2 separate regions of the Homo sapiens genome follow, and region 2 is linked to region 1. Evidence: chromatin loops called from intact Hi-C (ENCODE). Cell type or tissue: B cell. All regions are shown on one strand. Links, peaks and the distances in the headings refer to the core of each region. The heading gives the core; the rest is flanking DNA.

Region 1 (16,640 bases), core at 3,207-11,206:
CCAATCAAAGCACATCATCCTTTCTTTGGAGAGAGTGATTAGTTCCAAGATGCACACGTGACCTAAACTTGATCAATTAATACTCTCTTCCTGAAAATTTGAACCTTGAGCTAAATGAAAAATACACTTTATGCACTCCTGTTATTTGTACTCAGAGCTGACATAGTTTCCATTGGTCCCAAGTTTTCATTGTGTTGATTATTCAGTTCTGTGAGCTCCCCAGTATTTCTGTAATACTGTTATGGACTGAACTGTGTCCTCTCCCTACCCTCTCCACAATTTTATATGTTGGTACCCTAACCCCCAGTGTAACTATATTTGGAGATAAGGCTTTTAGGAGATAATTAAGGTTAAATGAGATCACAAGGTAGGGTTCTAATATGATAGAACAGATGGTCTTATAGGAAGAGGAAGAGAGAAAGAGTGAGCGTGAGAGCCCTCTCTCTTTAAGTGCATGAACCAAGGAAAGGCCATGTGAAAACTCAGAGAGAAGGCAGCGATCTACAAGCCAGAAAGAGAGCTCTCACCAGAATCTGACCATGCTGGCACGCTGTTCTGGATGTCCAGCCTCTAGAACCATGAGAAAAGTAATTTCTGTTATTTAAGCCACCCAGTCTACAGTATTCTGTTATGGCAGTTCATGCCAAGACAAATATTATTTTCCCTCTTAAGACAGCCATTGCCAATGTTTATTGTGTGCCAACAAAATAAGTCCTCATTTTAAGGTAGCAAAGCAGCTAGTTAAATTGTCATCCCCTGGATCTTCAGATACAGGCAATATGCCTACTTACACTGGAACTATTTTGCATAGTAGGAAAATATTAGAAGTGTGGAATGTTGGAACTACTTCTTGTAGCTTTTCCTCAAGGTCCTACGAGAAAGCCTGTTCCATCTGGAAGCAAATAGGGAGTAGCTTATACCTCTACTAAGAGAGACTCTTCCTAATGAGACTATAACTACCCAATGGCTTCTCCTTGCCCACTGCCTAGACAGAGCTGATTTGTCAAGACAGGAGGATTGCAATAGAAAAGAGTTTAATTCACGCAGAGCTGGCTATAAACGAGACCAGAGTTTCATTATTACTCAAATCAGTCTCCCAGAAGACTCAAGGATCAGAGTTTTTAAGGATAATTTGGTGGGTAGCAGGCCAGTAAATCAGGAGTGCTGATTGATTGGCTCGGGGATGAAATCATAGGGAGTCAAAGCTGTCCTCTTATGCTGAGTCATTTCCTGGGTGGGGGCCACAGGACTGGTTGGCAGGTCCAGGTGCGGCCATCTGGTTGTCAGAAATGCAGAAACCTGAAAAGACATCTCAAAAGGCCAACCTTAGATTCTACAATAGTGATGTTATCTTCAAGAGTAATTGGAGAAGTTGCAAATCTTATGACCTCTAGAATAATGGCTGGTAATTATTTATTAATAGAATCCAAGCCCCTTTCATCCTTACTTGGTGGCCTTCCATTAGTTTTACAAGAGCAGTTTCCTTTTTGGGAAGGGCTATGATCTAAACTATAAATTTCTCCCAAAGTTAGCTTGGCCCACACCCAGGAATGAGCAAAGACAGCCAACCTGTGAGGCAAGAGACAAGATGGAGTCAACCATGTCAGATTTATCTCACTGTTATAATTTCCTCAGTAATAATTTTTCCAAAGGTGGTTTCATGGCTAGCAACCTCAAATATATGAGAAACATGACTCAGAGTCTTGATGGGACTGAAAAAGTCCTACTTTATGCCCCAACCTAAAGTTAGAGTTCACCAAGGCAGGGAGGAGGGAAAGGTAGTGAGGGATAAAATCAGTCCCAAGAAAGATCTGTGGAAAATCAGAATCCCTTGGCTGCTTCCAAATATCTCCAGATGAGTACTCTTTGCCTGACAAAGGAAATAATTATCCTCATTGTAGTAAACCATTTGCTCAAATTGAACAGGAGCTTTGAATTTGGAAGCAAGGGACAAATTACTTGGGCTTCACAACTAGCCTGTTGTTTTTTATTGCCCAAATGCAGGGGCCAAAATAGAACTGTTAAACTAAGAATAAAGGGTTACCTGCTACACACTGAGACCAATTATGAATAAAAGGAAGTTATAAGGCCAGGGTCTAGGTTCAAGCATTATAACTCAACAAGACCTCCATGTTTGATTAGAGCCACTCCTAGGTGCAGGATCCCTGTGTAAGTATTTTTTTGAAGGGGCAAGGGTTATCTATATGAACAATTTAATTTTTAAAATGTGCTACCAAACTGGTGGGCTTATGTGAGGTATACTGATTTATCGATGAAAATTCAGAATGATGGGATTAGAAGAGGTACTTACATATTTGTTTACTATTCAATCAGTGCTTGTGAAGATTCTTCATAGTATCCTGGCACCGTCTTTTCCTGTTCAGGTCCAGGAACTATCTCTTTGTGTTCTTTATTGCCAAATGTGTCATTCCTGTATAATTTCTTATCACTCACTGCAAGAAAAAGGTAGCAATGCTGTTATTACTCACAATGCCATGGCTCTTTGGAACCTGTTTATATTGTAACTCTATAGATCTTCTTGCCTCTTCAGTTCCCTCATACCACATATTCCATTTATTCAGAGCTGGATACTTTATCCATGTTGCCACGTCATCCGTAGTGCCACCCATGAACACTGGCTTCCAATGACTCTCTCAAAGGTCATCAACTGTGCTTTGTTGATGATGATAACAAATGTAAGTCTTAGTGAGTATGCAAGAAAATGCAAATAAGTTGCTTTGTGGTCTTGCCAAAATTACTGTTTAAGCTGGGTGCAGTGGCTCATGCCTGTAATCCCAGCACTTTGGGAGGCCAAGGCAGGCAGATCACTTGAGGTCAGAAGTTCGAGACCAGCCTGGTCAACATGGTGAAACCCCATCTTTACTAAAAATGTAAAATATTAGCTGGGCATGGTGGTATGCACCTGGGATCCTAGCTACTTGGGAGGCTGAGGCATGAGAATCACTTGAACCTGGGAGGTGGAGGTTGCGGTGAGCCGAGATTGCACCACTGCACTCCAGCCTAGGCGACAGAGCAAGACTCTGGCACACACACAAACAGACACACACACACACACACACACAATATTGTTTAGAATGTTATAGTTTATAGAACAACTCATATTCCACTCATGTCTCTCCTTGATCTCTTTAGGCTGTCATCATTGTATTTCTAGAATGTAATCTCTTTCAATGATGACCTCCACTCTTGCCTTGCACACATCACCACCAATAGGGAGGCAGATAGGTGAGGAACCCATGGACAGATAGAGTAGAGCAGTATCATTTGGGTAAGGAATGTCCATCTTTGTCCTGCATAGCTTGAGACCAGTCCAAAAGAGCACGATGTTACATTGATTGGAGGCAAGAAAGGACATCAATTAGGAGGGTCTATTCACATTATGGAGCAATAGTCTAGGAAGCCCTTGGAGGAGATAGGCATGCTCACCCCTGGGGGACCAGTGATGTGAAGCCCAAGGAGGAGGTGGGGTGACCATTCTGTGTGCCAGCTGTGGGAGGCACACAGCACAAATGTAGCATTGTAGTTCAGGACAAGGATAGATGATAACCGACATGTGGCTGGCACTCATGGCACATGGCTTGCACTCAAGCCCTTTGGCAATGAACCGTTGTTAACCCAGAGTCCTGAAATCACCCAGTGTCCTATGTAAATGAGAGTTAGTCACAGTCAGTGTGTCAGCACCATTCTGGCAGCCCAGTCTCTGTGATCCTGCAAAAGAAATACTGTGCTGGCCCACAGAAAGCATCAGCTCACCAGACTGCCCTCTGGAACCAGTCCCAGGGCAATCCTATAGACAAGAGCCTCAGATTTTCTCAGAGGATCCGATCAACCCCTCTCAGGGGATTGAGGGAAGATGTCAATCATTGGAGAGTGACCCAACGAGGTAAAATAGGGACCAGGGCTCTTATAGGTCCTCATCTGGACTCAGGAAGCTCCATCTAGGTAGAAAGCACTGCCAGCCCTGGTCCCAAACACTGAAAGGAGACATAGAAAATATTGAGGTAGGTGCTTCCAATGACCAGGACCCATATGGGACCAGGCTGGGGAGAGGGGAGGCCATGCCCAGATGGTCCTGTGGGCTAGTTCAAGCCTCAAAGGGGTATTTAGAAGAATTTTTAGGAAGGAATTCCAAAATACAGAGCCCTTTTGGGCACAAAGATTGGAACAAGGGTCCTGCTTGCCTGGGTCTAAGGCCCACACTGGCTTTGATTACTAACCAGTTCTCTTGTTGAGAAATCTAATGACTAGGCTCTAAGTGAGATTTTTACTACATTGCTAAAGTATCTCCCAAAGTTTGGGAATCAGGTGTCTATGACAGTTCAGTTCCTAGGCCATCCACAGGCCCAATGCTGTGTGGACAGGCACTGGGCTGCTAAATGGATGCACCATCTAGAACAGAATTGTTTCTTGCACATTCCTTAGGGAAGTACATGCAAGACCAATGGTCAAAAGAAATTCTCCCAAAGGGTACATCTCTGAATAAGTTGTGCTCTCACTCCACAGAGCATGGAGTCTTGCTGACTGCCTCTGAAAGGTATACAGCACAGACTTTGATCCAAAATCCCTTGTATTTTATTTTCCTTTCTCCTCTTCCCAAAACAAAGAAGCTTTATATTGTAGTTTCCTTATTTTCCTTCACCACTCTATATGGGGAATATTTTAGGTGGTTAAATGTACCATCTGGATTTGGAGTTTTCTTCATTTTCACTAATATCTAACTAAAATTGAGCATTTCTTTCAAATATCATTGCAGGCAAGAGGCTGAGGTGGTATTAGCAGTACTGGTCACCAGTGAATTGCAGATATTTTTATATCATGTGAGACTTGTGGTAGATATCTCATAATGCCATTCATGGTCATCACTTTTGAAATTGTAGTATTACTGGATTTACTACTAGATCTTGCTATTTAATGCATCAATCAAGAAGTACATACATCTCTATATCATGAATTTGTTTTATAATGTTTTGCGAAATATATTTCAAGCATATTTTATTTTCTTCGATTAAATACATGATTCTGAAAAGGGATCCATAGGCATCACTAGACTACCAAGTAGTTTATGGTACAGAAAGTTTAAGAAACCCTGATGTAGATGGAGGTAACTGGGCTATAAAGACCTACATTCATATCTGCCCCCAGAAACAGTAATCTAAGACTTGGATTTGAACTTAGTATCTGGAAAAGACTTTGGCTTCTCTCCCTCTAGGAGGGGAGTAAATACACATTTATTGTATGTGGGACTGATGTATTAAATGGGGTGGGGACATTTTTAAAGTAATGTATATGAATTCTGGGTAGCCAAAAGATAGAATGTAGTGGGTATCTCTGTTAGTCCTACTTTCTGAGACTCTTTCCCTCTTTCCTCTGAAAATGTAATTCCTTTTTCCTTTGGGGAACTAAGGTTTAGTTGGGTCTAATGACATTCCATCTCCTCCCCTCTGACCCCTGTGTAAAGGGTGAAGAGGTGAGCTAGGCTTGCCCAGTCAGATTAATTTATCCCCCTGGCCAGAATCATCAGTTCAGAGCACAGCACATGTCCCCAAACAGACCTCTCAGAACAGACCTTCCCTGAGATATTCTTGCTGAAATAATCTGAGATTTTCTTGGAGATGATGAGTTATACAAAGAGACTGGAGGTGCTTTAAGCAATTTCCCAGCTCAGGGATGAAGCTGTTTTCAGTAGGAGAGAATGAGGGCAAGGAAAAGAAAGCAAGGACAAGCTAAGAAAGGGGCCAAAGAAACATAACCACATTAAATTCAGTTCCTTGAATAAATAAGTCCCGCTCAGTTTGCGTTTTTGCTAGTTTAAAATGAGTCTCTGTCACTTGCAAGCAGAAGATTCCAGACTCATACATTCAGGGAAAAAGAGAGAGAGAGAATTTGTGTGCATGCGTGTGGGTGTCCTATTCCAGCAGGGATTGAGAATGATTAAGAATTGGATTTCTATATATTTGGTAGTGACATGTTTATTGTTTTTATTTTTGTTTTTTTTTTTATAGTTGAAGAAATGAACACACAGCAATCATATAATCCTCCCAATGTTATACAGATAGAAAGTGACAGACCCAGGATTTGATCTATTTTATTCTCAAGCCCATATTGTATGTGAACTCAAACGAGATAATGGGATAAGAAAAACAGCCTTGAGCACTTGGGTTCCCCAGACTTATCTGGTGTTTGGTCTGGTGGGTTGGAAGGATGGGTGGACAAAGCATAGCAAGAAATCCCCTTTCTCGGGGATTCCTCCAGCAACAAAGGCTCTTCTTCCTTTCGGACTTTCTCCCTGTAGCCTAGTGCTGGAGGCCTGATCTTACAGCATCATGCAATGTGATGTCTAAGGGCTTTGGAAGTCTAGGCTCTGTCACCTTTTTGGTCATGCTTTCAAAACTTGAAATCCCATTCTCTAGTTACTCGCTGTATCATTTCAGCCTTAAGTCAATGAATGCTGCTGATTGAAATGGATGATTCCTTTTGAAATATGGGGATTCCTTTCATTTTTCCTTTCTTCCTTTCTCCCTTTTTTCTCTCTCCTTTCCTTCCCCTCCTTCCTTCCCTCCTTCCCTTGCACCTACCCTCCCTCCATCTGCTCGTCCTTCCTTCCTTCCTCCCTCCCTCCTTCCCTCCCTCCCTCCCTTCCTTCCTTCCTCCTTTTCAAACTGTGTACTTATTTACTTTTTCATTATGTTTTATCAGATATCTCTCTGTGTTTGCAGTGGGAGCATGGTCCTTGTTAGCTCAGTCCACCAAGTTATTGAAACATCACATATCTCTCCCACTCCAGCCTTCCACCCCTATTCTTGTTGATTCAGTCATACTGCCTTCATCCTCACTTTAAGGAAACCTGAATCATGAGGGTTATAGGTGCAATATCAGTGATGAGTTTGGAGAAGAGGGATTCTGTGGCCTGGGACTGCCTTAGGATAGATTCTGATCCAGAGATGGCGAGTCTGGTCCTGCCTCTCTCCTGAGAGGCACTGCACACATCAGCTGAATCCTTTCTGTTATGAGAAACTCTAATTAATGCATGTGCTGATTTGTTCTTCCCTGCTGAGGATGTTGGATTAATGATTACTGGGTGCCACATATGTTATCTCTTATGTATCTTTAATAAAAATAACAATGGCTACAAGTTACAGTAGCTTTACTGTGTTCAGCAGCCCTGTGCTGTCTTCCATATTCATTCTTTCATTTATCCCTCCCCCACCCTACGAAGTCACTATTGAGCATTATTTGCTTCACTGTACAGAGGAAGGAACTGATGCTCAAAGAATTTCAGTAAATTTCTCAAGGTCACGCTGCTAGAAAGAGGTAAGGTGGGTTGCACACCAAGGCTTGTTTGATTTCATAGCACTTAACCACTTGCCATCGTGCTGTTAGGTTTTAATGTTAAGGGGAAGTGAGAAATTTAATAATAGAACTTGGGCAAGGTAGCAATAAAAATGAGGTAGTGCTGTTGCATCACTCTTACAACTACCCTTCTTGCAATCCCCTTGCCTTTACATTTCAGAGGTGCTTGGAATGCTGATGGAGTTGAATCAGCAAGAGGGCCTGACTGAGAAGGCAGAGGATTTCTGACTCCACAGTTGGCCTTGCCAAGTTGGAGGTGCCCTTCCTGCCTCAACATCCACCAACTAACTACCAGAGAGCTTTGGGGTGTGATGTAGAGGGGAAGAAGGGGAAAGGTGTGGTGTGGAGAGGGGATGGAGTGGGATGAGGTGGAAACCCTGGCTGGTCTTGAGGGCTAGAAACCAACGAGCTCTGTGACCTTGGGGATGTTCCTTAACCTCTCTGGGCTTACTCCTGCTTTGTACCACAGCGAGTTTAAGCTATGTTTGCTGCTAGTTCAGGCAGTCCATGATGACATGATTTTTAGGAGGAGAAAACAGAGACAGATGTGCTGGAAGACACAGGCTCAGAAAGTTTCCGAGCCAGCCAGTCCCACATGAATGCCTACCACTCCAACGTTGTGTCAGTTCCCCTTTGGCTTTCTGACACTGCCTCGTGTCACCATATGGTTCCTGTTAACTGTTAGTGATCAACAGTCAGCTGCATCTAGAGCTTAGCTCCAACATGGGGGGGAGGAGTTTTGGTTCAGGAGTCAGACTGCCTGGGCTCATGTTCTCACGTCGTTGCTTACTTTCTGTGCGTTAGTTTCCTCATCTGTGAAAAAGGGAGAAATAATGGTGCTTTTCTCATGGGGTTCTCTGAGGACTGAAGGATATATTCATGTAAAATGATCTACCTGCTTCATTTGGTGCCAGGTACATGGGCCTACTCCTTCAATGTTAGTAATTACTAGCAGCAATTCAATCAGCAAACATTTGCAAGTCGTCTTCTAAAGCAAACCCCACAGGTAAGTGCTGTAAGGGACACAGAGAGGCATAGCCATGCCCCTTGATCCAGAGCTACATGTTGTGATCACCAGATACAAATGCTGAGGCAGAGTTCTGGGTATGAGATGTCTGTGGGGGATCAACACCTGTGAAAAGAAGGGGGAGAAATAAAAACTCTGCAAAGAAGGACCTGGAACTGTGTGTGATGCAGACCCAACGAAGCCTCCGCCAGTCAGGCAAACTCTGGAACAAAGACTGTCCTCAGAGGGTACAACACCAGACCAAAATGGCCAGGTTTCTACAGCCCTGCCTTGCTCACTAAACCAGACATGGGCCACCCCAGAAAGGACATGACAAGGCCAGTCTCAGCGTTTAGGCAGACTCTGAAGGGGCTGACAACTGGAAGCTGTCTGCAGAGCTGGACATCAAGTCCTTCCTTGAAGGGGGATCTAGGCAACACAATTGAATGCCCACCACACTCAAGGAGTTTATAAATAGTCAAAGGAATAGGCAGAGGACTAAAACAGATCACAGACTGTCCCTGGAAAAGTTTCCAGAGCTTGGCTGAGCTGAGAGGTTATTTGCCCAGGGCTGCCAAAGACAAACTTGTGACAGGGAGAACACAGGTTCTTGTAGAGAATGGGTGGGAAAGCATTAGATCTGTGCCCATGCTACACCAGAGATGGCAGATTGAAGGTCTACCTAGAGAAGTTAAGCCCAGGGTTAGAAACCTGGGAGATGGGGGCCTGGAAGAAGAAAAAGCCAGGACACACATTTTATACATGATTTTATGAATTTGGGTTAATTGAGTGGCAGGCATGAAACTTCCAAAACATGAGCACGTGTCCTGCCCAAGGTGAAGGCCGTGGGTGGGTGCCTGCTGCATGGCACAGTGGAGAACCTGAAGTCCTAAGGGCTGGACAGAAGCCTGATTAAAGACCCAACTAAACAGGTGTTAGGGGGGAGGAACCAAAAACACTATATGGCTCTTGTAAAATGCGAGTAAGTAAAAGTGAATCTAGATTCTCAAACCAGAGGAAAATTAATAAAAATGGCTCCATACCCTCTCTGATTCCCAATGTGTCTCATTCAGTGTGTCTCACTCGTGTCTCCTCAATGTGTTTGTCTAGCACAGTTCTTCATCTATTGTCTTTGCACCACGGTCTTGACCACCATGATGATCTCAACATATTAAAAAGGCTTACTTTGAGGGAATGTGCTGAGTGTAGGTGGTGGCTTCCCATTTTGGCCCTCAAAAATTTGGAGATGCAGCCTGGAGGCATGTTGGGGAGAGCCTGGAATGCCCAGACAAAAAGGATACACTTACTTCAGCCAGAATTTTCAAGTCACTGAAAACTTTGTAATCGGGGGAGGGATGGAGAAATTCGACCTGGGCAGGATCCATTTGCCAGCAGTGTCCAAGGTATTCTGGAACAGTGGGAGGTAGAAGGTAGACACCTAATACTGAGGGCTGGCTGTATTAGTCTGGGAGGAGAAGGAAAGGGTCCTAAGCTAGGAGGGTGGCAGTAGGGAAGAATGCTTGGGTAGTAGAGACAATGCAAGATACCCATGTTTCTGAATTTGGTGTCAAAGAAAATGGTGGGTCTTTCTAAAGGCAACAGAGGGGTCTGGAGGAAGAGCTGGCTTATGGGGAGGTGGGGTAAAGGTAATTAGAGAGAGAGAGAGAATAGGAGCAGAGCATTTCTTTTGCTTATGAGATGCTAATGGGAGGAAAACTTAGGATTTTGTATGCAAACTCTAGGCTGGGTTGCCAGAAGCAGACCCTAGGATGAGGATTTGCAAGCAAGTGAATGGTGAAGAAGCCCTCCCAGGGGAGACCTGCAAAGAAGGAGGGGAAGTAGGGAAAGAGAAAGGAAGAAGCTGGGCAAGGGCACACTCAGGTGAGTTGCAGCCTTAGCCCAATCTGCAGGGGAGTTCTGGAGGGTAAATTGTGCCTCAGAATTGCCCCACTATGGGTAAAAGAGCTAGGTTTCATGCATCTGCCTCCAGCAGTCAATGACGGAGAGTCACCCAGGTACTTCCAGTTCCCTGCAAATGCGTGCAAAGTGGCTCCCTACTTTTAGTCTGGGGGCTGTCCTCCCGAAGCAGAGCATAGGTGCTAGGTGTTTGAAGTAAGAGCACAGTGAAGGGGGCAGAGTACGCAAAGGATCAACAGGGATCCAAGGGGGTCTGAGTGGAGCACTAACACTATCTGCTATTACAATCAACGCTGTCTTGAGAAAGAAGAGTGGCTTGCCAGTGAATGTTCTGGCCTGGCTGGTCCTTGCTCTCCTCCAACCATCTGCTACTTCAGTGAATAGGGTTTGGGAGCCTGGGTCGATGTGTTTGCAGACTTCATGTTAGATTCACCTTTTGCCATGAAGAAGGGGAAGCCAGAAAGTGTTTCTCCATGTGGAGCACCCAGTGGGCTAGATTGTGCCCTGGCAGTTGGCACATCCCTGAGGCTCTGATTTGGGGGGCGGGGAGCCTGTAGAGGGCTCTGAGTTTCAGCCCATTATTATTTTCAGTGCTGTGGTTTCTGAGACAGCCATTAGTGCATTGGCCCTCTGGCAGCCCTCTCTAAGGTGGCCACTTGTCAGCAGTCAGGAGTACAGCCCTTGCCCACTTGCTGATACTCTCAGCCTATTAGACCTCCTGGAAGATGCAGGAAGTGGAGGACACAGGTGTGCTGCAGTCACATGTGAATTGCTTTGACTTAGAGTACACTGGGCCTGAACCTGAAAGTGGGAAGGGGTGGAGAGGATGCCTTTTCCTTCCTTGTAAATACATCAATAAATAAATAAGAATGAAAGCAATGGGAATGCAAAGAGAGACTAAAGAGCTGCCTCAGACCTACTGGGTCACCATCCCACCCATTTGGGCCTGTGCCTATGCCCTGAGTGTCGGGTAAAGTTTCAGGCCAGGACTTCAGACAAGCCAGCGAATGAAAGGTTAACTCCTGCATAAAGACGATATTCAGGATCCCACTCCAGCCTCTGGCTGGCTTCTATTCTAATGGGTCCATGCCTATGGCATACCAGTTGTTAAACATATTTTGCATCTCAGGCCTGTGTATATCCACTCCTTACCCCCATCACCCCTCTTCTATCACCTCAGCTGATCCCTACACACTTAACTCTCAGGAAGGGAAAGAAGTAGGCCTGATTTTGCCCTCAGCTTCCAAGAAGCAGACAAGAAAACAGTAGATATCCAAGAGTTGGCTGTCTTGTCCCCAAAGCCTAGATACCATCCCTTTGTTTCTCTTCCTGTCAGAGAGCAGTGAACTGTGTGCTTTTAAGCTGCCCATCTAGGGACTACCTTGCTTTCACTGGGGCTAGTCTGGAGCAAGATTGTCAAGGTGGCACCTTCTTCCAGTGTGGACCACCCCACTATCTCTCAGCCAGCCCCCCTATGCCTTCCCACTTTCAGGTTTTTCTGAGGTTTGGCATCCTTCCAATCACACAGGAATTCAGCTGATAAATGAATTCATACTCAAAAGTTATTGACTTAATTTGTCACCTCCGTCCAGGAGCTATTTGCACTGAAAAGAGATCCACCAGGGAGAGGGCAATGTTTAACTTCAAAGAATGCCTTCCTAATGGTGGGGTTTCAGGCAGTGTGGCCTTCGGGCAGCTCCTTCAGATCACCATGGAGGTGACCTTTCTCTCAGCAAATTCATGCTGCAGGAACTTCCCATTTTCAGTGTGCACCAAAATGACCTGAGGTGCTTGTGAAAGACTGCAGATTCCTGGACCCTAGAGATTTAAATCCCAGGATGGGAACCTGTACTTTAATCCACTCATCACTTTCTGATGAAAGTGATCCACAGACCATATTTTGAAAAAACTACTCTGCTATCGTATTAGTTAGCTTGGGCTAACATAACGAAATACCACAGTCTGGGTGGTTGAAACAGAGAAATGCATTTTCCCACAGTTCTGGAAGCTAAAAGTCCAAAATCAAGGTGTCAGCAGGTTTGATTCCACCTGAGGCCTCTCTCCTTGGCTTGCAGATGGCCACCTTCTCCCTGTGTCCCCACATGGTCTTTCCTCTGTGCATGCACACCCCTGGTGTCTCTCTGTGTGTCCAAATCCTCTCCTCTTATAAGGACACCTCTTGCCAACCTTGGATTAAGCCAACCATAACGGCCTCATATGAATTTAATTACCTCTTTAAAAAAGACCCTATCTGCAAATACAGTCACATTCTGAGGTACAAGTACTGGGGGTTAGGGTTTCAGCATATGAAGCTTAGGGGTACACAATATACAATTCTGCCCATAACAGGAATGTAGAAATAAAAATAAATGAGGCATTTATGAAGGGGCAGTAGGAACTGCCAAGTTCTCGCCTCTTTTCAGTAACTGCAAGAGAGAAACTATACCCAAGTTGAAAGAGATTGTGCAAAAAGCACTGGGGATCAGTCAGCTAGGGAGAGGTACAGCGCCCCCTGTTGGCACGCTGGCCTCTGTTTAGGAAACCACCTTGGCTCACCCTCTAAATTGCCTTTCCTGTTGTTATTCTTCCCTAGGTTTAGAAACACTTTCTTCTTTCAGCTTCATGAGAGAGAACAGTCTTTGGCACTGGCACCAGAGTGGCCGCCCGAGGCAGCCCTTGCCTCCGCCTTCGAGGATGTTTCTTTCCCCAGAAAAAAGCGAAGACCCTTCAACCTCCCCATTCATCATCACTACGGGCAATCTAATTACAGCCTTGTCTTAATGAGGAACTCATTTACAATTGAGACTTCTTCCTTATGAAAATGTAACATCTTGAACTATGTTTTTATGGCCCCTTTTTACAAAAATAAGAAAGGAAATTAATTAATTTCCTTGTACACAGGAAAGACTCATGAGGTCTTGCCGGTTGTGCGCAGAAAGGATGTGCGCTCTCTTTCTCTCTCACTCTCTCTTTCTCTCTCTCTCTCTCTCTCTCTCTCTGGGCCTCCTGCTGTGTGACAGTGAAATGCTAAAATGATTTTGGCAGGAGAATATTCTCAAAGGCTGTTTTTATTTCAGCAGCAGAAGAGTATCTCAGAACGCAGGCTGCACCTCTGCCCTGTGGGGCTGTTTCTAATTGCATGAGGTGAGCTGCAGAAGTCCTTCCCCCAGCCGGATGGGGAGAAAGTGGTAAGAAACCTAAGGAAGATAATCGTGTCTGCCACACTCAGCGCTCGCCACTTAAAGGAATTAACTTGTTGGAATGAAATATTTCTATGGATGCAGAAAACTATGCATTAGAATAATGAGACTAACCCCTTCTTACGCATTGCAATCACTGGGGTTTGTTTCTTCCCTCTCTAATCATAACATGCTATCTTCCTCCTTGCTCACACCTCTGTAGGCAAGACTGGCTGCGAATACTTTAGATTATCACCTTCTCATTTTCAGTGTGAAATAATTGCCCAAGGATGGAAACTGACAAACAAGAATGTGGATTTCAGAAAGCAGCCCTTTTGTTATTTAGGATAGCCAAACTAAAATGGAGACAGGTAGATTGTGTGCCATCAACTTCCCCCATCCTCACACTTCCCCCTTTAGAAAAAGCTTTGTGCTTTTGCAGACCTGGATTGATTTGAAACTTGAAAGGCAGTTGAGATACTGATGTGTTTAATTAAAAACCTATGCTATACAGCAGCATAAAGGTATGAGGCTCTGGGGATAAGCCTCATGGCTTTCCCTCTTGGTGCCACCATGTACTGGCTGTGTGACCTTTGGCAAATTATTGAACCTCTCTGTGCTTCAGTATTTTCCTCTATAAAACAGGACAATGATAATTATGCTTTATAGGATGGTGAGGTTTAAATGAGTCAATACATGCCAAGTGCTTAGAAAAATGATTAACATATAGTACACATTCCCTAAATACCAGTTATTCTTATTTATGCTCTTGGAAAGGAGAGAGAGGCTGCCTTCCTTCTCTCTTTCAGGAATATTAAGCATTGTGCTCCTGCCCTCAGGGAGCTTTAGTTTAGTGCCTGTGCCAGTTGTGTAAACAACTCATTATAAGACGCATTTAAATAAATTCTGAGTAAGGATAATAGCAACATGGTATGGGTGTCCTAAGAGGAGACACGCTTAATTGTGGATTGTGGACCACAACATGAAGGAGGTGGCATTTGAGCTGGACCTTGGTGGAATAAACAGCCTCTGTAAGCAGAGAACAAAAGAAAGGTGTTCCAGGCTGTGGGAGAAGCAAGGACACAGGCGAAGGGAGGAGAGAGTGCCTGACGTCTTTAGAGAAAGGCAAGGATGCCTGTGACATGGATGGTAGTTGGAGGCCTCCTCTGTCCTGCAACAACCTAGCATCTTGATTTTTATTTTCAGGTAAAAGAACTGCAAATGATATTGGAGTAATTAAGTGTTCTCCATAATTTTTTTCCCTGAAACATTTGAAAAAATTTTTAGTGATGAGCAAAGTCCTATAGTTACCAACTACAATTTGGCAGAAACCCCCCACCACCCACTCCCACACACACACATTTCTGTCCATACAGGTCACTTATTACACCCAGAGAAATCTTTGTAGTCACCACAAAAGTGCAGCTACCTCTGGGGTATGATGCAGCTGCTATTTAACTGTCACGTAACATGACAATCTAGTGTCCTATTAGAGCTAAAATTTAATTGTGAAGACGGGTACCATATTTAACTGCAATCCTGGGGGGAATTTAGGTTGACAGGCTGTAATTACCCAAACTGGAACCTGGCCAGGACACACCTACTCTTTGCCAAAAGAGCTATGGGGGTTTTAACCGCCATAGGCCTTGGGAAGCCAGCAGTTCTGTAGGGTGGTGAAGCAGCACTTGCAGCCCCACAGCGCCCCCTAACAAAGCTCCGGGCAAGTGCAGGCTGTCCGGGGAGCAGGCCTTTTCTGACCCTCCAAACGTGCAGTTTCCCCCCAAATCCCCTCTCTGCCCCCACCTGGCTCCAATCCATCAGGGGTTATCAGAAACTTTCCATTTAAGGTTGTGTGACTGTGGTCCTGCAGTCAGGTTCTTGCTGGGTCTTATCTGTGTCTGTCTGTCCTGGGTGTCTCTCCCCAAGTCCTGCTGTTTTTCTCTTATCATGACAGAAATGCTTGTCCTGATAAAATAATTACCCACCAGAGCACAGTGGTTATCATCACCAGCTGCCATTTCTACGTAGAGATCAATTAGAGGCATCTTTTTGCTGGGGAAGTGGTCAGGCCAACTTACTAAAAATCCCATTCGGATTCTTTCTGCAAAATGCATTGTGTTTTGGTCTTCCAATGCAGTTGTTACTAGAAAAAATAAAAATTGAGTCAAGAAGAGGTGGAAATATGGCTTGCCAATGTCACTGAAGCGTTAAAAAGGAGAAAGTTCTGGGCTGCAAGCAGCAGTGTAAATAAATGTGGTGTTAATTTAAGGTTATGGATTTTTAAAAAGACTTGTTTTTTTGTCTTTAGAAGTCTTTGCATTCATATCAGTTAAAAAATGATTTAGACAGAAAATAAATGTTGGAGCAAACTCAAATTATTATGTGCATTTTAAATAAACCTGTGTTTTCTGCTGCAGACATAGCATATGAATAATAACATTAATAATGATCACGATAATTTGTCAGCTGATGATCTTTTCCCTCAGACCTTCCAGGCTGTTGGTTCCTGGCCCTGCTATTTAACTTAGCCAACCTGTTCTTCATGAGGGGAGCTGATGATAATAGCCCTCACTTCCTCTGCAGGGTGAAAAGGTGGAAAAGCCCAAGGTTATATTCCCAGATTGTTCTAATTAACTGTGTGACCTTGGGCAGGTTGCTTCACTTCTCTGGCCAGCTATCAAAGAATGGAATGCTTTCTAAAGGGAATCGGCAGAAATGTAACGTGTAAAATCAAAGCAATATGGTAATGTCACCTGGGAAGATTTTTCCCCCTTTTTAGGATACAAGTGGTAAAAAAAAGAAGCAGACTCAAAAAGCAATTATTGGTCAAGGCACAGGAGGAAGTCAGATTAAGACTAATTTTTAGAAACAGGTGGGATGGTTTTCTGCTCAGTTTCTAAGGAAATACACACATTCATACACACATAGGTATACTTTGGTCAGTGGGAAATCTGCTTAAAATGCTCACTTTTTTTTCTTCCCTGAAAAAAGATTTTCAGTGTTCTACAAAGGCAACAAACACGACATCAAAATATTATTATCTATTTAATTCTCCTAATAGCATAATACGTCTAGATACTACCAACGTAACAATAATATACTAGGTTGAGAGATCAAAGAGTTTAATATCAGAAATTTCACATGATTCAAACTAATGATGTATATAT
Region 2 (16,640 bases), core at 4,899-12,898, 52 kb after region 1:
ATTCTAATCATCTTTCTTTAAATTGGTGTGTTTAGATCACATATATTAATGTAACTACTTATATTTAGATTAATTCTACCATTTTATTATTTGGTTTCTGTTTGCTACCTCTATTTTTGTTTTTCTGTTTCCCCTTTCTTGCCTAATTTTGGGTTATGTGAATATTTTTTAAATTTTTTATTTTTGGAAAAAATTTTGACTTATAGAAAAGTTGCAGTGATAATATAGGAAGTTATTGTATACTCCTCACTTACTTTCCCCTAATGTTAGTATGTTATATTACTATGGTACATTTGTCAAAATTAAGAAAACAATAATTGGTACATTATCATTAACTAAACTCAAGCCTGCTTGGATTTTGCCAATTTTTCTACTCATATCATTTTTTCTATTCTGAGATTCAATCCAGTATACCACATTGTATTCAGTCACAGTGTTATTTGAACATTTTTAATATTCAGTTTTATCTATTGTGATTTTAGCTATATTTCATATAGTTATTTTAGTGGTTTCTCTAGGGATTACAAAATACATATGTGCTTAACTTTTCACCATTAACTTAGAATCAATGTTTTGCTACTCAATTAGAATATAGAAAACATATCACAATTTAGGACTCTTTACCCTCTCCCTTTTGTACTATATTTGTCGTATATATATTACATCTACTTACATTAAAATCTCCAGAAGACAATGTTATAATTTTTGCTTTTGATGACCAAACATATGTTAAATATCTCAAAATCAAAAATAATCTATTACATTTACCGAGATACTGACCATTTTTGTTGCTCTTACTTTATTTCTAATATTCCAAGTTTCCTTCTTTTATTTCTCTTTTTTTTGAAAAACTTATTTTAGCAGTTCTTTTAGAGCAGATCTACTGGTTATAATTCTCTTAGTTTTCTATCATATACAGATATCTTTATTTCACCTTTATTCATTCCTAAAGCTTATTTTTGCTCAATTTGGAATTGCGCTGACAGTTTTTTTTTTTCTTTCAGCACTTTAAAAATGTTGTGCTGCTTCCTTCTGGCCTCTATCATTTGTAATGCGCTAACCATGGTCATTCAAATTGCTGTCCCTCTATAGGGAATGTGTTGTTTTTCTTGGGCAGTTTTCAAGAGTCTTTCTTCATCTTTACTTTTCAACAGTTTATGATGTGTCTAGGTATAGATTACTTTGGGTTTATCTTACTTGTGGTTCAGTCAGTTTCTTGAATATGTAGGTTTATGTCTTTTGCTAAACTTGAGAAATTTTCAGCCATTATTTCTTCAAATAATTTGTCAGCATTTCACTCTTCCCCCTCCTCTCTGGGTCTCTGATGACATTAATGTTAAATCACACAGGTCCCTGATGTCCTATTCATTTTTTTCAGCCTGTTCTCTATTATTCAGATTGTATAGTTTCTATTGATCTATCTCCACATTCACAGACTTTTTGCTCTCTTATTGAGTCCATCCTGTAAGTTTTTAAATTTCAATTATTTTATTTTTCAGTTTTGAAACTTCCATTGGTTCTTCTTCATAGCTTCTATTTCTTTACTGAGACTTTCTGTTTTAGGATTTGTTCCAAGAGTGTTTGCAATTGCTTACTCGAACAATTTTTAAGTATCTGCTTTGAAATATTTATCTGATAATTCCAACAAGTGCTTCAATTCATCATTGGCATCCGTTGATTGTCTTTTCACATGTAAGTTGAAATTTTTGTGGTTCTTTTTATGCTGAGTAATTTGAAGTTGTTTCCTGAATATTTTGAGTATTATACTATAAGACCCTGGGTCTTGATTAAATTTTATGGAGGATATTGATATTTTTGTTTTAGCAGGCACTTGATCTAGTTAGGATAAGGCTGCAAATTACCATCCCCCTTCTTTGGGTTATGGTTCCTATGTCAGTTCAGTTTTCTAAGGCTCTGTAGTGCACTTCAGATTTGTCTTGGGTGTGGACCATCCAGTGGCCTGTCTGGGATCTGGGCAGTGATCTATGTCTTAGTTCAGTTCTCAAAGTCTTTGGTATGCTAATTAGGATCAGAACCATGCATATGCAGTTTGAGGGTGACTGGAAATAAAATTTCGAGAACTTTTTGGTTGGAGAGTGACACAATGAAGTAGGAGAACATTCTAAAGCAAAGATGTGCTGGCATCTCTAGATAAAACAGAGCCATCCTATGGTGTCAGGAATCTCAGAAATGAGGGTTATTTTATCCCCATTACAGATGCTACACAACTGGTCCATAAGCAGTGATATCAGTGGAGGTCTTTGGCAGCTAAATAGAAAAAGAGAAGAATTAATTATCATATAATACAATCAATCCATAAGTCCTTCCATTCATAGATACCAGATTGGGGTTCTCAAACATCTCTCAGACCACTATTCCATGGCTCCTTTTTTCTCTGTAGCCTAGGTAAACTTGAAAATAAGTGTCACCTTACTGTCATCTGAAGATAATTTTGCATGTTTCGATCTGGCTGTTTTTGTTTTCAAGGAAAAAAAAAACACACTGAAGGGATTTTCTTAAGAAATTATCTTAACCATTTAATGTTGAAGCAACCTAGGTCTGAGTTCTTGGTCCTTCCATTCTCAATCACCAATCACAATTTTAGTGATTCAATCTAGTCTCATTACCTTAAACAGAATACATACACTAATATCTCCCACATTTTTACCTCTAGCCCAGTCTTCCCCCTTTGACTCCAGAATTGCACATCCAAATCAAAACTCAACACTTCACTTGAATACATGCTAGGTACATGAAAATTAAAATGTTCCAAATTGCAGTCACCCTGCTTCTGCCCTTGTAATGTAGTCTATTCTTGGCACATCAGCCAGAGTGATCCTTTAAAACCTAAGCTCAAGTAAATCCCTTTGCTCAGAACCCTCCATCTCACTCAGACTGAAGACCCAAGTCTTATAATGGCCTACCGAGACCTTCACAATCTGGCCTCGCTAGTTTCATCTCATACTTCTAGTCTCCCTTGCTCATTTGGTTCTGGCCACATTGGCCTCTTTGCTGTTCCCCTAATACCCCAGAATATTCCTACTTCATGGCCTTTGCACTGGCCATCTTGCTCCTTGGGACTGTCTTTCCAGCTATTCATAAAGCAGGCTCCCTCACCTGTTTTCTTTTTAGTGAGACTTTCCATGACCACCTAACCTAAATCTGCAACCTCGTCTTTGCCTTTCTCTGCATTACTTTTCTCCTACCATATTATCTAACATATTATATAATGTACTTACTCATTAATTCTCTAGAATATGAACTCCATGAGGGCAAGTGTTTCGGTTTTTTTTTCCTCTGTCATGTTTCCTGCTGTATGATCAGGGCCTGACACATACTAGATGCTTGATAAATATATGTTAAAAGAATGAGTAAAAGTATTCCCTGGGCCTGCTTTAACCATAGGCTATAGAAGACAGAGGTTTTCGTGTTTTATTGAGTGCTTCCAAATGTGGACTACAAAAAGTTCCTGAGTATTTTTACAAGAGCAAATTCGATGTCATTGATGGTGTAAGATCTTCTGCAAGAAATCAGTGGCTTAGACACCTGCTGTTACTGCATCCTCCTAGAATTGAGTATCAGAAATGCCAAAAGCGTGAGGTTCTGCACAGATTGACTCTTTGCAAGGTGTTGGAAACAGGTACCAAATTAGAAACTGAGAGCTTTGTACTTGGATTGATTCACAGGTTTCAGCATTTCAACTTCCCAAGTGCTGCTAGTTTCTGAAATATCTTGCAAATGGCCGCCCCAGCTCTTGCTGGTGTGTGCACGTGCACACACAGGCACACTCACGTGCTTTCCTACACCAGGTGCTGCTCCAACAAAACTCAATCCTCATCCCAGCTTAAGTCTGGAGGGCTGAGATGATTGTTTTAAGGAGGCTGTTGCCAGGACAGAATTTTCCAAGCTTCCCAGTTCCCAAGGGAATGAGGTGTGTCTGATGTTGTCCACAGTTCCCTCCCACATCTGACAGCACAGAAATATTTCACTGCATCGTGGTGGTTTAAACAAGCATGACAAGATTGTGATTTCAAACCTGTATAAGTCACAGACACCTGAGCAATTGTGGCTTCTCTGCCATCTTACTGGCAGACAAGGTTAAGTACCTGGTGATTCTTCAGTCTCAGAACTGGACCTCAGCCCTTTCTTCTCATCCACAATATGAGATTGGCCTGTATTTCCTTCTGAAACCTTTCCCTTTTTCACCATGTCCCTGTGTCCCCAGGAATCTAGCCCCAAAAGGCTGCAGAGCTCTGTGAAAGAAACTGTCTGCTGGATTTGTAACACAGAATGGTTATTTGAGGTGCTTTGTTTCTTATGTATCTGTGTTAAATGAGTTGTAGACACTATTGTAGAAGTAGAACCTGAGGAAAATTCGAGCCCTTTTTCTGTAAAACATACCTAAGACTCACTATAGTGAATATAGTTTTATGGATACCAGAGACTACTGGAGCCCCAGGTTAAAAATATCACATCTACGGTGTCAATGACCTATCTTCTAATTGGTTTTATAGATGTATAATTAACATACAACAAAATGTACCCATTTTAAGTGTATAGTTTGATGACAATTGTATACACCCATGCAACCACTACCTCACCAAGATATAGAAAATTTCCATCTCCCTAGAAAATTCCCTGTGCTCCTTTCCAGTCGAAACCTCCTCCTCCCCCCACCAAAACAACCACTATTCTGACCTCTATCACCATAGATAAGTTTTGCCTGTTCTACAACTTCCTGTAGGTGGAATCCTTCTGTGTCTGGCTCCTTTTGTTAAACATGTTTTTGAAATTCACCCACATTGTTGCATGTGTTGATAGTCTATTATTTTATATTGCTCAAAAATATGGATATACCATCATTGGTTTGTACATTCACCTATTGATGGACATTTGAGTTATTTCCAGGCTTGGAATGTTACAAATAATGCTGTTCTGAGAATTCATCTACAAGTCTTTGTACATATGATTTCTCTTGGGCAAACTCCTAGGAGTGGAATGATAAGCATATGTTTAACTTTTTAAGAAACTACCTAACTTTTCCAAAGTTGTTTTTATCATTTTACATTCCCATTAGCAGTGTAGAGGAGTTCCAGTTGGCTTTTGCATGTCAAAAGAAGGTTCTAGGGAAAAGGCAATGATTAGCTCTCAGGACTGACAATACTGGAAAATTTTAGATGTTAGGGGTGAAAGGGGGGAGCTTCCCAGAGCTCCACAAATCACACCACATGAGATATCTTTCAATTGGTCTCCCTGCTTCCTCCAGGAATTAACTTCCTGATATATATGTGCACAACAGGAAGGGAACCAAGGAAAGGAAGTGGCTTTGAGGAGATCAATTAGGGCAGGGCAGGGTGGAAAGAGCACTGGACTTGTAATGAAAGTCCTGCGTTCAAGTCCTAGTTCTTCCATGGCCCAGGTGGTGATTATGACCCTTAGCCTGTGTCTCATTATTCTCATCTGTGAAATAGGGAATATAAATCCCACCCTACCTGATTCACAAGGTTACAGTGAGTCTTAGCCCTGGCAGAGGAGCCATGTGTACAAGGACTTTATTAAGGGGAAGATTGTAATGGCATTGATGGGGCTGATACAACTGCCCAGATTCTCGAAATCCTAGAGTCTTGGAGTCCAGGCAGAGAGGCAGAGTGAAGGTATGGATAGCCCCACTTCCTGGGCAGGGGCAAAGTCTCATATAGAAGAGCATCCTGCCCTGCTCTCAACCTAAAGTTTTGGCTGGGAAGCATTAGCAGGGACAATTGCAAGACATCAGAAATTGGATAGCTCGGTGCCACTCTCTGCTGTGTTACCAACAGACAGAGTAAGTCCTTTGAACTTCCCTGGGCTTAAATTTTCTCACTGATAAAATTAAGATGATGATATCTTCCTTTCCATCCCTCTCCGAAAGTTGAAAGATCTCTGTGAGATAGAAGCATTATTGCAAACTGCTGCACTGTTCGTTCCCATGAACAGTGGATGGATGGCTGGGGCTAGGGCTGGAGCTGCCAAAAAAGCCAGGGCTTTGGAGTCTGACACATCCTGGCTCAAGTCCTACTGAAGCCCCAACCCCTTACTTACCATCTCAAGCCTCAGGTACCCTATATGTAAAATGGGGGTAGTGATACCTCTGAGGCTGGAGGATTAAATGAGTCAAAGAATATGGATATAGTCCTAGGCCCCATGATGGGAAGAGTGAAGCTTCTCAGTAAATGAGATAGTGGTAGGTAAGTAAGAAGGTTAAAATGACATCCACTGGCCATGAGCCTGTGACCTTGACAAATGTTATGTTACTTATCCTCTTACATCTGGTGGGATCACAAGGAAGCACACTGTGAGATGGAGGTGGACATGGAGATGTGAGTGCAAGAGGTTTATTGAGGAGTGCCCTTGGAATCAGCAACAGTGGGTGAGTGAAGAAGGCAGGGCTGGGTCAAGGAAGGAGTTGAGCTACTGCGGTGTGGTCACAAAGGAGACCTCAGTTGAATCTCTGGGACCTCTGGAGCTGGGGTAGCCTCACTGAGTTGTCCAGCATCCAAGTGAGGCAATGAGCCTTTATACCCCTGCATAACCCTGTCACTGAATGTGGGTTGCCCCCAAGAAGGGGTGTGACCTTAAGGATGTTTTCTGAAGGGACAGTCAATGTGAACTGTCCTCATGCCAACACTCCCAGAAGCTGGGGGAATAAGTGCCTCGGTCCTGAAGGGACATCTGCATCCACTAAACCTCCCTGTACCTCAGTTTCCTCATCTATAAAATGTGGATAATCATAGTGCCTACATTACTGGTTTAGATCAGGATTAAAAGAGTTAATTCGTAGAACGTCCTTAAAACAGTGGCTGCTGCATACTATTTGTAGTGCTAGGATTTTAGAAAACATCCAATAAATCTTTTTCAAATGAATAAATAGATGAATGAGCTCTTTCAACCCTGTCCAGAATAAAAAACAAATGTCATGTTTGCTCATTTTGGGGAAAAAAGCCCACTAGCCAGGTGACAAAGCATTTGGCTGGAAAGCAGAGAATTCAATATATTTTAAACCATGGGACTCCTGTGCAGAGGAAATTTAAATCTCCTTTTCAAAACATTTGCTGCACCTGAGGGTCCAGTATTCCCCATGTGCGCATTGCCAGAGTCCTTTACCCTCAGTGTGTTGAGCTGCAGTATGGGGATTTGACAGCTGAAGACAGCTCAGCAGGGTGCAGGAAAGCAGACATTTAATGTGCTTTGACAATACAAAGGGTTATATAAACGACCCAGTTTCTGTAATTTTGCTGTAACTGTCATGAGAATTGCTATAGACAGATACGGAGAAGGCCCTGTTTATGCACTTAAACTTTAAAAGGTTTAACCACTAAACACAGTCTCTTTCTCTTCCCCTCCCCTCCTCACAATCCTGCATTTAAATTGCATGGAGGTGGGGGTGCAGGGCCAGGGGATGGCAGTTGAAATAATGGGTTGCCTTTATCCGCCCAGCTTCTGGATCAGCGCCCCACTTTCTGACTCCTGGGCCAAGCACCTGCCCCTGGCCAGCCTTCTCTGGAAGATTTCCTTCCCTACCTGCTCGCGACAAGATGCTGAGAGGGGGAGGGATGGCAGGAAGTGAAATGCACTGGCTCTGAGCTTACGGCTTTTGCCCAATTTAAATCTGGTTCCCATCCCAGTGTTCAGAGCACGTTGCTGTTTGATTCTTGCCATCACGTCTTAGAAGACTTTGCCCAAGGTGGGGGTGGGGATAGTTCTAAAGCCAGACAGGCAGGAGGCAGGAGGGTTTATGCAGGCAGATACCACAGGCTTCCAAGCTAAGTGCCTTAGCAGGGAGAGCTCCCGGCTGCTGCTGACATTTCTCAGACAGGAGATCAATAAGTGGGCAGAGCTTGAAAAGCAAATCATGCTTCGACCTGCCCTGGGGAACCCTCAGCAACTGTCTTGGTAGAGAAGGTGTCCCAGAGGAGGCCAGGAAAGACAGGGGGACGCAGAGAGCCTTGATATTCTGAGATGGGGGCAGGGAAATCGAGACTGCCCAAGGAGATGAAAGGGGCAGATGCTGCCATCCTCCCTACTCCCATCCTCCCTCCACAGTTCTTGCTGAGTGTGTTAAGACCCCTGACTTCTGCCTCCTAGGTAAAACCAGACATTTGGAGGTGGATCTGCAGCTGATGTAGCATTTACAGTCCAAATGAGCTTGGCTTGAGCATGGAAAGCTGCTCCAGCTGAGAGACCCTCTATCTGTGGTTGAGCCCCTCCTACTCTCTGTCCAACCAGCACCCAGGAGGAGTTTAAATATTTCTCCACACTCCAATCACATGGTCAAGAAAATTTTCTAAAGCAGATAGTCATGCACTCACACACACAAAGTGGACCCCACAGAACTGGAAGTAGGTACAAAACTTGGTTCTGATCTGGTAAACCTGGTCCACTGCAATAATTTAAACTCTCTTTTGGAAATTCAGTCTCCTTGACTTTAAATTGTCCCTGTCTTAGTACGTTTCGTGTTGCTATAAAGGAATACCTACCACTGGGTAATTTATAAAGACAAAAAGTTTTTATTTGGCTCACAATTCCGATGTCTGGAAAAGTTCAAGATCAGGTATCTGGTGAGAGCCTCAAGCTGCCTCCACTCATGGTGGAAGGCAAAGGGGAGCTGATGGGTTCAGAGATCACATGGTGAAACAGAAAGCAAGAGAGTGAGGAAGGAGACGCTGAGCTCTTTTAACAAACAGCTCTCAAGGGAATTAATAGTTAGAACTCACTCACTCTTTCCAGAATGGCACCAAGCCATTCACGAGGGATCCACCCCCATCCAACACCTCCCATTAGGCGCCACCTCCAACACTGAGGATCAAGTTTCAGCATGAGGTTTGAAGGGGACAAATATTCAAACCAGAGCAGTCTCTCTCTCCAGTTTGCTTTCCTTTACTTGATCCTCTCCAAGATGGTACCTGGATATGGGGTGGGAACATGCTACATCCTTCTGGTGGTGGAGGAAGGGGATCTATCAGTGTTATCATTCCAATTCCTGGGCGCTTCATGTCTCCACCACAACAGATGTCCCACAACGCTGACAACTGCTGAAGTCTGTGGTTAGTGAACCTGTGGTTTCCTCTTTGCTGACTCAGTCCGTACTCAGCCCTTGCTGCTATTGAATGTCCCCTGAGACATGGTCATGACCTCTATTCAATCTCCCATTCAGGTGGCCCAATCCACTCACTTGACTCTAGAATTTTTTCCTTTTTTGAGCTCTTCTGCCTGTGTCTTGCCAACATCTCTGTTCCCCTAGGGGCCTTTGAGCATTTCTGGCATCTTTTGTGTGCCAAATGGAGCCCAGGATAGCTCAGGAATGCTAACTCGACTTGCTCTCTGCCTCACCAGTAGCTACTTGAGGTTACTGCGGGTACACAGCGCTAGGCTGGCTCCTCCTGGAGTCCCAGACAGAGAGTAAAATGACTGCACTTCTGCCATTGGCTTTTCCTTCACTCCAATTAGACAACTCCCCTCTCTGAAACTTTCATCCAGACAGAGCTAGAAGGAGCAGGATTTTCTGGTCTAGTTGAAGCTTCACTCATGCCATATATACTGTCTTCCTGATCCAAGCTTCCTCATGGTTTAGCCTTCATGGCAGAGGCTGGATGGAGAAAGAAATGGTTTCTCTTCTCAGTTTGGGTTCTTTTGAAAGCAAAGCATGACACAAAGTCCTGGGTGAAGGTAGCTTATTTCAAAGGTAATCCCAGTGAAGAAGTAAAGTGAATGAATGGAGAAAAAAGAAGGGATTAAGACACAGTAGGAACAAATATCAATATAATGGAGGGCAACAGGGACTGATTTCCCAGGAAAGCATATAGAATGCCTTGTAGAATTGTCCACTGGAAGGGCAGGAGGTTGGGGCATTTATTCACTAGCCACTGTCTGACCCTGGTGAGGATTGTCCCTGAGGATGTTAACTTTCTCCCATTTCTGAGCTACACAAGCACATGACCTGGGCAAACTTTCACATAAGTAATGAAGGTTCAGGGGCAGAAAGAAGACAGACGCTTGGCTTAAGGTAAGTCTGCCCATTGCAGCTGAGGCTGAAACTGGAGGTGGGCCAAGGGGGTGATGAAGGTCTCTAGAAGTGTCTGATATACTTCCCCAAAGGAAATTTAAATGAGGAGGAATTATTTAGACCATATTACTGTATGCCTTAAATATTTGGTCTAATCTCCTTGTTTTAATGGGAGAAAACTGAGGCTCTACAAAGTCCTGATTCACCCAACATCAAAATAGTCAAACCCTGAGCCATATCTACAACTTGAGTGCTGGAGATTCAGGTCAGAGCTCTTTTTACTGTATCATACAAATCCATTCAGCCAACAATAGAATCTTTATTAACTATCCATGATGTTCATAGGATTGTGAAGTATAACGATAGTTCCTGCTTTCAGGGAAGTTGTAATCTAGATGACAGAAGTTTGTTCCCCAGTCATTATATGTACTTCTTAGAAAGGTATTGGCTTAGGTATCCTCTATTCGATCAGCTAGTACTCCAGAAACATAAGGAAGAGACCAAAGGGCACCCAAAATACAGAGTGCTTATGAGAAATATGCACTCAGAAAGTTATAACTGGATATTAATCTGAGCTAGGAAGGTGTAGCAGGCAGTCTCTAAGAGTCTTGTTCCCAAGATCCCTGCCTCGTAGTATTCATCCCTGCCCTTGTGAAATAGTCTCCTCTTTGAGTATAGGCTGGACCTAGTGACTCACTTGTAATGGATAGATTATGGCAGAAGTGATGAGATGTCTCTTGCAAGATTAGGTTATAAAAAGACCATGGCTTCGGTTCTGGGTGCTTTCTCTCATACTCTGTTGTGTTGTTGGCTCTGGAGGTGGCCAGCTACCATGTCATGAGACAACCCACTAAAGAGGTCCATGTGAGTGAACTTGAAAACACATCCTCTGTGGAGAAATAGGAACACTTTTACACTGTTGGTGGGACTGTAAACTAGTTCAACCCTTGTGGAAGTCAGTGTGGCGATTCCTCAGGGATCTAGAACTAGAAATACCATTTGACCCAGCCATCCCATTACTGGGTATATACCCAGAGGACTATAAATCATGCTGCTATAAAGACACATGCACACGTATGTTTATTGCGGCACTATTCACTATAGCAAAGACTTGGAACCAACCCAAATGTCCAACAATGATAGACTGGATTAAGAAAATGTGGCACATATACACCATGGAATACTATGCAGCCATAAAAAATGATGAGCTCATGTCCTTTGTAGGGACATGGATGAAATTGGAAATCATCATTCTCAGTAAACTATCGCAAGGACAAAAAACCAAACACCACATGTTCTCACTCATAGATGGGAATTGAACAATGAGAACACATGGACACAGGAAGGAGAACATCACACTCTGGGGACTGTTGTGGGGTGGGGGGAGGGGGGAGGGATAGCATTAGGAGATATACCTAATGCTAAATGACGAGTTAATGGGTGCAGCACACCAACATGGCACATGTATACATATGTAACTAACCTGCACATTGTGCACATGTACCCTAAAACTTAAAGTGTAATAATAATAATAAAAAAAAGAAAACACATCCTCCCCAGATCGAGTCTTGAGATGAGACTACAGCCCCAGTGATACCTTAATTGCAGCCTCATGAGAGACACTGAGCCAGAGGACCCAGCTAAGCCATACCCAGATTTCTGATCATACAATACTGTGAGATAATTTTTTGTTGTTTTTTATTGCTAAGTTTTGGAGTGATTTTTTATACAGCAATAGGTAATTGATACAGAAAGCACTGCATTAGATGTTGGCAATGAAAGTATGAGTAAAATGCATGGACTTATAAGCAAGTAACAGAAATCTATGCAAACTACCTTAAGCAGAAAGGAGCATGTATTAGAAGGATTTGTGGTTGTTTCCCAGAAATCAAGGGCAGGAAGGGCAACAGTACTCATGAAGACTGGAGGCAGAACTTAAGATCTGTTGAGAACTAGGTAGTGAGTCACTTTTTTCCTGACTTCCTCTGTTTATGAGGCCATTAAATATTTTATGATGGCCTCCTTCTGTCTCAATGACAGACATTTTCTATTTCTCCTTATACATGGGAAAAATCCAACACCCTAGGGGATCTTACATGTTGTGACAGTTAACTTTGCATGTCAACTTGACTGGGCTAAAGTATGCCCAGGTAACTGGTGAAACAGTTATTTCTGGTTGTGTCTGAGAGGGTATTTCTGGAAGAGATTAATATTTTAATCAGTAGACCAAGTAAAGATCTGCCCTTGCCAATATGGGCAGGCATCATCCAATCCATTGAAGGCTAAAATAGAACAAAAATGCAGAGGAAGAGCAAATTTGCTGTCTCTTGTTGAGTTGGGACATCCATCTTCTACTGACCTTTGACATTGGTGTTCCAGGTTCTCAAACTTTCGGACTTGGATGGAGACTTACACACCATTGGTTCTCCAGTTCTCAGCCTTTTGGACTTGGACTGGAACTATACCATTGGCTTTCCTGGGCATTCAACTTGCAGATTACAGATCATGGGACTTCTCAGCCCTCCAAATCATATAAGCCAATGAGTCATAACAAATCTCCTTCTTCTTTCTTTCTTTCTTTCTTTCTTTCTTTCTTTCTTTCTTTCTTTCTTTCTTTCTTTCTTCTTTCTTTCTTTCTCTCTTTCCTTGTTTTTCTTTCTTTCTTTCTCTTTCTTTCTTTCTCTTTCTTTCTTTCCTTCTTTCTTTCTCTCTCTCTCTCTATATATATATATCAGATCATGGGACTTCTCAGCCCCCCAAATCATACATATACATACACACACACATATATATATAGTTCTGTTTTTCCAGAGATCCCTGACTGATACATGTGTTTTTGCCATTTGTGTATAACAGATATTTACTTAAGTTGCTGTGACCAAATTCCCAATTCCTGAAAGAGAACATCAATAGGCACATCTTAGGTCAGTTGTACTTTTATGGTCCCTTTAAGAGAGGAAGCAAATGGGGTTATGGAGCTGGCTGTCCACTCAGAAGGGACTTTTTTGAGAAGAAGATATGGCAAATGCAGGCAAAGTAACCAAGAAGTTTCTTGAAGTGCCCTCAAGAAGCTTGCTATTTATTTGACTTTGCTGAGAAGAAAGGAATCTGGAATTTAGTGCATTTTACTGGCACATTCTTAGCTGGAGGACTGGGAGTAGACTAGAGAGAGCTGTGCACTGAGGCCTAGCTGAGTGTCTTCTTGAAAACCCCTAATCTTTGCTAGGCTTCAGGTTCCTCACCTATGAGATAAGCAATTGGACCTCGGGTGAGCTCTACTGGCTCTCCTACCTTCAAAATTCTGTGACTCTAAGGGAATGAGAAAGCAGAGGTGACATCTCCAGATGTCCTCATGGAAATGTGGTGCCTATCATTGTGTGACCAGATAGTCAAGGTCTCCAGCATGTGCTGGAGGTGCTCAGGGCTGTGAGATCCCTGGCCAACACTAAGATCAGTAGTATTGATCTTGAGGACAATCAAACCACGATGCCCCAACTTTTAGAAAAAAGAATGTATTTGTGGGCAAAGATTCAGATACACTGAACTTTAGAAGCTCTCAGTGGCCTTGAGCCTTATACAGTTGAAGGCTACCTGGAGAATTTACAAGGCGGAACATTTTAAAAATAGAAAAACCAATTTTATCCCCAAGGCTGTGCTGTCTTCTTGCAGAAGGTTGTTGGGATGAACACAGTTGCTTTTCGAATAATGGGCTGGGGCGCACCCACATGTGATATTGGTCTCATGCACCCACCTTCCCACTTCCTCTTACACACACACACATGCACACACCATCTCCTGAGAGTCTTAATCTCAATAATCTCTCTTCAGGCTTTCTCTCAGCCACTCAGAGTTCAGCCTGCTACTGACATCACCATATCCGGAGAGAAGCACCAATCAGCCTGCTTCTTGCCTTGTGTTATTTGCATGTCACCACCTTATTCCAGTGTTGGTGGAGATTTTGGTTTTTGTTTTATTAATTTCAATGTAGAAACACTTTCCTCCCCTTGGCATTTCTAATAGCTGGAAGGAGAAATGGGTGGAAATAATTACCTCTGCTCATTTCATGCCTGAACTAGAAGAATGTGTGACTCAGGTCTGGAATCTGATAAGGAGGTGCCTTTCTAGGAAACAAAACTTACACAAGGAATACCAATTTAACGTGGCAGACACATTCTTGCTTTGCTTTCCTCTCCTTTTTTCCCCCTTTCACAAAGAGAAGCAGTGTGTGTGCTAAGGAGCTGAGAATCCAGCTACGTCTTTGTGGTAGCGGGAAGCCACCTCCTTCACCAGTGAGGATGGATTAGTTAATGCCTGTTAAATGCTTTGAAATGAAATGTCTTCTGTACCCAAATACTCAATCTGATTATAGCCCTAGGTCTGATATCACAGGAGGGAAATGTAGTTCCTGACTGACACCATAGCTGTCAAAGTGGGCCTTTTTGGTGGAAGCTGTGATTGCTGCTTCCTTCCTGATCAAAGGACAACACCTTGGAAAGGGAAAATGGCACTAGTGCCTTACCCAGTTGTGAGAGACGGGAAGGGAGTGGGGTGCACAGAGAGAAAGAGAGAGATGGAGCAAAAATCTTGAGAGGAGGGAGGCAGGGGATTGGGTAAGGAGCAGAGTGGGAGAGAGGGAGAGAGAATTCCAATTATTATCAGGATCAGAGAGCTGTAGCTTACCCTTACATTTCTGTGAAACCCACTGAAAACAAATGCAGTCTTGGAAAAGATAAGGTTTACCCTAACAACAACAACAACAACAACAAAAAGCTGCTTTTCCAAGTTAAGGTGTCAGGGATTGTTTTACTTGGCTTTGCTTTATCTGTTTGCTTATTTGGTTAGTGGGTTGCTTGGTTGGCAGCATTTTGCTATTTTAGTGTAAAATCCAACAAATATGAGTCTTTGTATTTTGCCAAGGTAGATCTTTCTTTTTGCCTTGAAATATGGCCTGATCATTTGCCCCAGTTGCAGGAAGATTCGAGACTTCCTCACATTAAATGACAGGTCCAGCCTGCCTGGACCTTCTTGGATTCTGATCCTGTCTTTGTCTGCCTTGGAGATACCTGCACTCAGGTGGTCATTCCAGCTGCCCTCTAGTTGCAGGCAGCTGAGGCTTGCTCTTATCCAGTGGTCATGCTGAGCCTGCTAAGTTAAATTACCTTCTTTATCTGTGGGGAAGAGGACACAAGGCAACTCAGAGATAGAAAAGATAATGGGCAATGACAAGAGAGGGTTCTTGTCAGGGAAAATCTGACAAAAAGAAGGTAGAAGTACTGCTGAGTCTGTGAGTTATCCACCCTGGAGGCTGTCAAAGCCCATGCCAGTGGAGGCTTACCCAGAATGAGCTGCAGGATCACTCATTCATTCATTCACTCTTTTTTCTTTCTCTTTCTCTCTCCTTTCTCTTCTTTCTTTCCTTACTTCCTTTCATTTTTTTCTTTCTTTCTTCCCCATTTCTTATAGTATACATTTATCCATTCACCTGCATTCATTAATGATAACATTTATTGATTCTGCATTTATTATATGTCTATTCTTTCAACAAACATGTATTAAGTATCTCCTATGTACTAAGTACTATTCTAGGTTCCAGTCTTACAATGATAAATAAAATAAGGATTCTGACTTAAAGAAATCAAGCTCATACCCAAACAACCGTATTACAAATTAAACATAATACTTGTCCTAATAAAGTTCCTCCAGTGGGGTTTCTGGGTGCTCAAAGTGGAGGGGTTATGTCCAGCTACAGAGATCTCAGAAACTTTTGCAGAGGAGGTAATATGAGCGGGGCCTGAAGAGATAGAAGGAATTTTCCTACATAGTCATAGGTGATTGACAAGAAATATAACTGTCAGTAGGTCCAGCTCAAAGAAGGGCACGGGGATAAGGCTTGCTGGATCAATGCCAGGAATTAGATGACTGGAGCACAGGGTAGAGCAAGCAGGGGCAGGAGATGGGTCCAAAGTCTAGAGAGCCCTAGGGTGCTGTGCCACTTTCCTTTCTAACATCGCTGCCACATCCAATATTAAGGGCCTCCTTCTGGGACTTCAGAAGGGGCTCCAAAGGCCACAGATAAAACATGGTCACTTGAGAGAAGCAGGAGGGAAGGCTGCCTGGGTGGTGGGTGAATGTCCTGGAGTCTTTTCTCATTAGCAGTTCAGCCTAGATGAGTTGATCACATTTACTAATTTTAGTAAAAGTATTATGTATCCTAGCCCAAGCTTGTATAGCAAAATGAATAAGAGTAGTGAGTTTGGATTTTGGGTTTCATAGACCAATACAATTTTTTTAAAATTAGGGGGGTGGCCATAAGTATGTCAACTTTTAGTTTTGACCAGAAAGAATATACTCAAAATTTGTCAATTCACTATCACCATCTGTGGCAAAGGCTGCAAATTGCCTACCAAGTACCCATTCTCTCCTTCTTCTTGACAAACAGAATGCTATTTTATTTGGGGAAGCAATATGTCCAAATCAAAACCACATTTTCCAGCCTCTGAGTGGAACATCTGGGAAAGCTCTTAAAGAGGGCTGACCAGTTGGCATGGGTCTTTTTCCCTCCTCTCTTGTTCTTTCTTCCGATTTAAAATTACCATCTTTG

What was found. Peaks named below come from ENCODE experiments on the same cell type or tissue, not always from the same donor. Only the 100,000 strongest peaks of a DNase experiment are listed, where the experiment ranks them.
Region 2: a loop joins it to region 1, with 19 times the contacts of the local background. A loop is called at or near these places in 3 of 110 quality-filtered maps.

Annotation. Positions count from the first base shown.
Region 1 is chrX:39,137,129-39,153,768 of GRCh38, forward strand. No RefSeq gene overlaps it. Among named protein-coding and RNA genes, the nearest start is that of LINC01281, 180 kb to the right of the region's middle. In B cell, for the core only: no CTCF peak of the experiment used is centred there; DNase peaks (open chromatin) are centred at 7,363 and 8,033; H3K4me3 peaks cover 953 bases; H3K27ac peaks cover 2,320 bases.
Region 2 is chrX:39,187,646-39,204,285 of GRCh38, forward strand. LOC105373175 (a long non-coding RNA gene) reads right to left here. Exons shown (of 3, transcript XR_007068217.1): 3 at 815-2,268. Among named protein-coding and RNA genes, the nearest start is that of LINC01281, 130 kb to the right of the region's middle. In B cell, for the core only: no CTCF peak of the experiment used is centred there; DNase peaks (open chromatin) are centred at 8,716 and 9,116; H3K27me3 peaks cover 334 bases.